3 separate regions of the Homo sapiens genome follow, and all the other regions are linked to region 3. A link is an interaction called in ENCODE POLR2A ChIA-PET data of the cell type or tissue named here. Cell type or tissue: MCF 10A. All regions are shown on one strand.

Region 1 (2,500 bases), 390 kb after region 3:
AGCGTGGCAAACATGGTGAAACCTGGTCTCTGCTAAAAATACAAAAATTAGCCGGGCATGGTGTTGCACGCCTGTAGTTCCAGCTACTTGGGGCGCTGAGGCAAGAGAATCGCTTGAACCCAGGAGGCAGAGGTTGCAGTGAGCCAAGGTCATGCCACTGCACTCCAGCTTGGATGACAGAGAGAGACTCAATCTCAAAGAAAAAAAAAAAAAGTGAGAGAGACATAGAAATAGAGATCCTAATCCCAGAGGCAAAGGTGTTCTGTTTTATTGTATTTATACATAAAACAAAGGAACGACTTTAAGTTATCTATGCACGTGCTTTAATTCATTTTTTACTGGACACTCACACAAAAAGAAAGATTATCATTCTGTTTTATGTTGTGCAGAATGTTAGTGGTGTTCAGCAGGAGAAAAATATGGCTCTTTTTTTGTTGATGTTCAATAATAAAGATCATAAAAAACATTAAATTGAACTCTGAAGTAGAGAAGGGATTCTACCCCAACATTTATAACACCTTAAAGAATACTTTGAAGAAGCAATTATTCTTTTCTCATTTTCATTAAATGCCAAAGGTTGCTGTTTCTGCAATTTGCAATGAAGAGGAGATCCCTTTGAAATGTATAGAAATTCTATACTCGGAGCCACCACCACAGTCTTACCCCACCAACATGTTTGTAGAAAAATAACTTAGCAGATTTGTCATCTTTACTTCTTTCTTCAGGTATACTCATTAAAAAGTCAGGGAGTGTGGGCAGACTTTGCTAACAGTTTTATAATATTCTATAAGAGCTATATATTAATGCCGGAGGGTTCATTACCAATTCAGATTTTGTAGTCTGTAGAATTTCTGACAGTGCACTATTTAAAGATTCAAAAAAAAGACTGCCTTTTCTGCTAGTCACCTAATTTTCACTTAGATATCTGAAAGTAAACAGAACTATGTAGCAGGACGCATCCGGCAATATCTTTTTTTTTTTTTTTTTTTTTTTGAAATGGAGTCTCGCTCCTGTCACACAGGCTGGAGTGCAGTGGTGCGATTTCAGCTCACTGCAACCTCCACCTCCTGGGTTCAAGAGATTCTCCTTCCTCAGCCTCCCGAGTAGCTGGGATTACAGGCACCTGCCACCACGCCCGGCTCATTATTTTTTGTATTTTTAGTAGAGACGGGGTTTCGCCATGTTGGCCAGGCTGGTCTCGAACTCCTGACCTCAGGTGATCCACCCGCCTTGGCCTCCCAAAGTGCTAGGATTACAGGCGCGAGCCACCGCGCCTGGCTGGCAATCCCATTTTTCGCAGAGCCAGTGCTCCAGAGGGCACTACCTACTACTCTGTTAGTGCCAATTGCGACATCTGCTGGTGAGTTCGGAATGGGATTGTTAAGCCCCAAATAGTGTAGAATCTGACACTCTTCTGTATTTAAAAAAATTTAAATATTTTTTCTTACAGTGAGGAAAAACAATGTTTTTATGACATCAGCTCTTGTGCAAAGTAGTGTTGATATAAAGAGTGCTGAACAAGGTATGTAGCTTCTATTTCAAGAACCTCAGAAATTGTATATTTTACCACCTATATTTTCATCTCCCTATATGTGTGCGTGTGTTGGGGGCATGGAGGTAGGTCAGAGTGACAAAACATGAAGAAATAATGCAAGTAAGCCAGGTTTCATGATCAAAATGAATAGTTATTGGGCAAAAGCTAGGCAGGGTGTGAATGTTGGGGAACTCAATGGTTATTTTGACTTGGATTAATTAACGCTAGTCCCTCATTTAAACATGACTTTAGAAAATAAGAATTATATTAATTAAAAATAGGGAGTAAAGGAATATTTCAGTAAACATATATTTATCCTTTAATTCTATTCTTTTAAGGTCCTGTGAAACATTCTAAACATGTTATTAGACCTGCTATTTTGCAGCTACCTCAAGCTCGAAGTTGTGCAAAAGTAAGAAAAACATTTGGACACAAGGCACTGGAATCTTGCAAGACTAAAGAAAAAACAAATAATAAGGTGAGAAAGCCCAGGATAACGGAACTGACCTCAATCCCTCATCTTTCTTTTTGCAGGTTGTTTGGGGCCCCCATATCCAGAAATAGGAGTTGTCTGAGCTTTGTTTTGTTGTTGGGCTAGATAGCATAAAGCCCTTGGTAAACTTTTCAAAGTTGTACTCTGACATTGGAGAGTTGTAGTCTCACAAATCTGTGGTCTCTCTAAAGTTGTAAAGTTGAGTACTGGGTAGTGGAAATCTGGGGGTCTTGTGCCAGAGCAATGACCCTGTGTGAGAATGGGGACAGCAATGAGGGAGCCAGGGGCCAGAGTCAGTAGTCAAAAAAGAGGCAGGGATTTTCTCTACATCGCCAACTGGTCAACATCACAGTGTATCGTTGCCAGTTTAGGTCATACCAGAGGTTCATTTCAGAGCCAAATTCCAGTATAACAGGAGCAGAGAACTCCCTATACAGTGTAGTTGGGAGGGTTTGGGAAGCCTCTAGAGACAG
Region 2 (2,500 bases), 240 kb after region 3:
ACCTGCCAAAACTTTTAAATTTATTCCACCTGTCTGTAGCTGAGTGCCCAGCCCTTAGCTGTCACCACTACCTGCTCATTTCCCCACAGGCCAATACGTTACATTGAAGCTAAAGGAAAACAATTTAAATTGGTAGGGCTGTTTGTTGTCCTGAGAATTAATTGAGATAATGCACCGAATGGGTTTGGCATGGTGTCTAGCACTTAGTAAACTCTGAAATGGTCACACTTTAAAAATAAATTGAGATGTAGGCTTCATATATAAAGTGCTAAAAGTCTTCACACCTTATCAAGTTAGAAGCAAAAAATCTTTTGCTATTAGATATCAAAACCCTAGTCTGCCATCCTAGACTCCCCCACACACTGGTTATTACAAGTTGTGGATTCACTTTAATATGGAGATTTCAGTCTGTATGCCCCTTGGTAGCACTGGAAAACAGAGAAGAGCAAGGGAAAATCAGAGGCAGAAAAGTTACTCCTGCCTTTTGGCTTTTTTCTCTCTATTCAACAGTGTCACCTCTACCCACGTAGTGCCCAAATTACTAAGAAACTGGCAATGGTGTAAGTTGAGACATTGACTCTGGTTTGGGACAAAGCAGTCTCCAGGTTTGCCACATGCTGCCTGTGGCACATCCCACATCAACAGGGTAAAAACCAACCTGCATTATAGCATAGTGGCTTCAAGTCTAGATCTTTCTTCATGTGAAAATAGTGATGATTCAAACAATAATGATGGCAATAGTACTCATTTCACAGGGTTGTTTTAAGGAGTAAATGCAGTAATACCTGTAAAGTGTTCAGCATACTCCCGGGCACTGGGAGCTATTATTAGGATCTGAAAAGTAGGACTTATGAAACTTTATTCGTTTATCATACACTAATCAGGTGCCTTTTGTCTCTCTCTCTGCCAGGCATGGTGCTAGAAAGAAGGGAAGACTGGGCCTTTGAGTAGTTTATGGCCTAAGAGATAACAACTTAGGATAGGACAAAAGACAGAGGACATGGTTGTATCTTCATGAGCCACCATCCAAAGGCAATGGGAGTGTGCCTGGCCTATGGGAATTTTGTGTTTTGCACAATTGTACACGGATCATGTTGCTACCTGTACTATAGCTTGAACTTTGCCTTCCATGTGGAGCCAAGTGGGATCAACAATTGAGTAATTTCGACGAAGCTATGACTCACAGAATGAAAGGAATCGAGCTCATTTACTTCATTCCTTGCACTAGTCCTCAGGAAGGTCAATGCCCAAATTATCCAAAATATCTAGGGCTGTCTTTTTCTTCCCAGGGCTGTCTGTGGTGGAGACTTAACTGTTCTCTCTGGAAAGCCACTTGTTTAAGAGCCTCCAATCAAGGGTACTTCTTTCTCATAAATAATCTCATTTTCCTGAAGTGAATCAAGCACATTTTCTCTTAATGAAGGGAAGTGAGCCAGGCAGAGTTTCTATAGGTCACAGGTAGCTCAGCACCCTTCCCACTCCTGCTGGTATTCATCCTCAAGAGCAGCTCATGGCCTTATCACTTTCTCTTTGAGGGAGGCATTAGAGTGCCATTCTGCTGCATTCCACAGGGAGAATATTCAGGGAAGCCCTTCCTGAGAATTTGGTTAAAGGTTAAAGCTTAGTTAACCTGGAAACACCCTATTGTTTTTCAAGAAGTCTCACTAACTTTTCACTACCTGGGGCGAGGGCGGGGGTGGAATCTGGGGAATCTGATTTCCTTTTTCCATTGGTTTCTATGACATAATTAGGGCAGCATCTGCAGGGGCACGGATCCGCAAGGTTAAGGAACCCCTCACTCATCTGTCTCTATCTTAGCCAGGGAGCATGCATACTTCTTGAGAGGGGGAGATCGCTCCTTCCAATAGATATTGTTTCACTTACCACCTACAGTTTTTTAAAGCATTAAACAAAATATTACAAATAAGGAAGCTAGGACATAGTACGCTTCAAGTAAATATTAATTCCTTTTCTTCTAGGTTGGAAAGTTCTTCCCTAAACTGATCTGAATTCAACCTCTGTCTTGCACTCAGATTTTTTCTCACTTCACCTTCTGAGTCAGCATGAGGCAAGCACACTTCTCTACATGACAACTCTTGACGTGTTTGAGATAGCTGCCTTCAGTCTCTCCACCATCTCCAGCCATATTTCATGCTCCTCGCTGTCACTATCTCAAGCACAGCCTGTTCTGAAAAGCCCAGCTAAAATAGACCCTCCTTTGCAGTTATTCTATCAATTACCTTGTTTGTTTTCTTCAAGCACTTTCCACCATCTGAAATTTTCTTGTTCATGTATTTGCTTATTTCTTTATTGTTGATGATAATAGGCTCTTTGAAGGCAGAGATCTTGTGTGTTTTATTCACTACTGGCTTTTGTGCCTTAAACTGTGACTGGAAAGCACTCAACAAATATTGGTTAGTTATTCGTTGAATGAGTAAATAAACAAGTCTGAAACCAAAGTCTTTCAGCCATTCCTTATAAAATTGGACTGTATTCTATT
Region 3 (2,500 bases):
CAGTAAAAAAAAAAATGGGTAGGTTGTAAAGTGCCACAGTCATGGTGAGTGGCTACTGTCACAGCCCTGGGACCTGCACTGGAGTTAGTTTGACATCTCTCATTGAACTGGAGAGTCATAACATAGTGGCTTTATTCAGAAAATGACATACTAATGGATGTCTTAAGTCAAAGAAGAAAGAAAAAAACCTCAACCATGGATAATTACACATTGCAAAGGCCATGGGTAATCCCTAGAATGCCCAGGCCAGTTGGTGAAGCTGCAGCATTTCTCCCCCAACTCTGTTTAGAGTGTCAGTTACCAAACTTTCTCTGAGTCCCACCACAATGGTGCTCACAATCTTCTAAGGTAAGTCTTCACCATGGGCAGCTTTGATTAAACAAACAAACAAAAAAAACTGCTTAGAAATCTAAAATCTCATTCCTTTTAACCCTTTCCCTTTGAGATAAATTTTTGCTTCTGGAGGAACCCAAAGCAAGTCTGAGATACGTTTACCAGGGGACTTCGGTCTTCTTTTCTATAGACTCAATATGCATCATTTCTCCAACAGATCCTCATATATCATTATTTTTTTTCAGATGCTCACCAACCTGTAATGCCTCCCACTGCCTACCAGTCAATGTCCTCACGCTCTGGCCCAAACCTTCTTTTTTCAGCTTCATTTCCTACGCAGGCCTACCCTATTCTGCCAGGCAACCCAGACTTCTCAGCATTCCCTAGACATGCCTTGGGTTTTCCTGTCTCTGTCTCTTTGCTCTTAAGGCTTCTTCTGCTCTCGTCCTCATTTCCTGTGGAAATCTGACCACTAGCCCAGCCCCTGAATTCCCACAACCCTTTCTTTGTGCTTCTTGGTTTCGTGGGGCGCTTTGTTTTATAGTCATGCGTGTACCTGTCTGACTCTCTATTTAAATTTTCAACTCCTTGAGCCTAGAGACTGGCAAAGTCTCTTTGTGTCTTTATTGCCTGCCCTGGTTAGCACATTGCCTGCCCAAAACAGGAGTCTAATAAATGTGTCTTGGATTGGATTCAACACCCTCTTAGTAGCTACTCTGCTTTGTCAAAGCCTCTCCTGAATGTGCTCAGAACCAAACAAATTATTCCCAATGCAGTGCGGTCAGCGCAGAGTACAGTGACTATTAATATTTCTACTGAGGAAGCACACGGCTACATTCATTCTTTTTTAGCCACCACTTCCTACTGTTGGTTCACATTAAGCCTTTAGTCACATGAACTGCTGCCAAGCTCAGTTGTTCCCCATCCTGTAATTGCGCAATTGCCTTTTGAATCTAAAAGCAGAAATGTACACTTATTCCTTGCTCAACTTCATCATGTTGGTTTCCATCCAGCATTGCAGCCTATTGAAATCATTATGAATCATGATCACAGGCATATGCAGTGGAAGCCATCCTTTTTGGGCTTATGTCGTATGAAAACACTATGTAGATGACTTCTATGTTGTTGAGTCGTTGATTAAAGTATGGAACAGGGCAGGGTTTTTTTAGAAAAGTACATAAGGGTGCTTCACCAGGTATCTTTGCAGGTTGACATGGAGCCTTAAACACTCATTAAGTCTAGATATTCAGCCAGATTCAAAGACACTTCGTGATTTTTATCAGGTCCTATTTTATTACTAAAGGTATTAGGGAAGATTCAGAATTTTTCAGAATAACCAAAACAAATTGTTTCAGGAATTCCACAACCAAAAAGTGATTATAGAAAGGGAGCACTTTTTAAACAAAAAAATTCCCTATAGCACATGAAGCTATTACAAGATGTTTTGTGGGAATACTGTTAGCCTGACTTTGTAACTTCAGGAATTACTGTTTTCCTAAAAGAATCAGTAGTATCAATCTAGAGAAGTATAAGCTAATAAATATCCTTCCCCTCTAGATAGGAATGTCATATCATTTGGGCAGAGATGTAAATGCATCAAGGATCAATACAAACAGAAGTTATTCATATGCAAAAGAAATAACAGCATAATTATTTTAGGCTTCAGAAAAGTTAATTGGATAATTCATTAGCAAAAATTTCTGGTTGTGCTACAATGATTATTAAAAAGTCCATTCTTTTAAAGTATATGCCTTAAGTTCAACTTCACTTTTATTCATTCTGGAATAACATATCAGTGATTTTCCAGGTCACAGCCCTTGAAGTATAGTAATACACGATGGTTTACATTGATTACTATATGCCCAGTGACTAACACTGCAGGAACTCAGTATAGCTTTGTTGAATGAATGATGAATGACAAATTCTGCAAATTCAGCAGGTGAGAATAATTAAGCAACTATACTCAATCTACAAATCAATGACATAATTTTGTAACATACTATAGCAAGAGTTCATCACTGCAACCAGGGCTGCAATGCAAATGTACAAATAGTAGCTCCTCTTCTCAAGGAGTTCTTTTGTTGCTAGACAAGTCAGATTCTCACTGACCAATTAGACAGTCATAGTCTCACCAAATAATAGAATGTTCAACCACACATGATGTAAA

What was found. Peaks named below come from ENCODE experiments on the same cell type or tissue, not always from the same donor. Only the 100,000 strongest peaks of a DNase experiment are listed, where the experiment ranks them.
Region 1: POLR2A ChIA-PET joins it to region 3 with 5 read pairs; 1 of 35 experiments calls an interaction of 5 or more read pairs at or near these places.
Region 2: POLR2A ChIA-PET joins it to region 3 with 6 read pairs; 3 of 35 experiments call an interaction of 5 or more read pairs at or near these places.

What each region holds. Positions count from the first base shown.
Region 1 is chr5:36,264,471-36,266,970 of GRCh38, reverse strand. RANBP3L (RAN binding protein 3 like) reads left to right here. Exons shown (of 14, transcript NM_145000.5): 5 at 1,451-1,522; 6 at 1,873-2,012. The region is part of intron 1 of LOC124900962 (a long non-coding RNA gene); the gene reads right to left. Among named protein-coding and RNA genes, the nearest start is that of NADK2, 24 kb to the right of the region's middle. In MCF 10A, a CTCF peak has its summit at 1,350; a DNase peak (open chromatin) is centred at 1,330.
Region 2 is chr5:36,417,017-36,419,516 of GRCh38, reverse strand. No RefSeq gene overlaps it. Among named protein-coding and RNA genes, the nearest start is that of RANBP3L, 120 kb to the right of the region's middle. RefSeq lists a silencer at 1-10 and an enhancer at 788-1,987. In MCF 10A, no CTCF peak of the experiment used is centred here; a DNase peak (open chromatin) is centred at 1,136.
Region 3 is chr5:36,656,504-36,659,003 of GRCh38, reverse strand. The region is part of intron 3 of SLC1A3 (solute carrier family 1 member 3); the gene reads right to left. Among named protein-coding and RNA genes, the nearest start is that of SLC1A3, 51 kb to the right of the region's middle. In MCF 10A, no CTCF peak of the experiment used is centred here; a DNase peak (open chromatin) is centred at 1,263.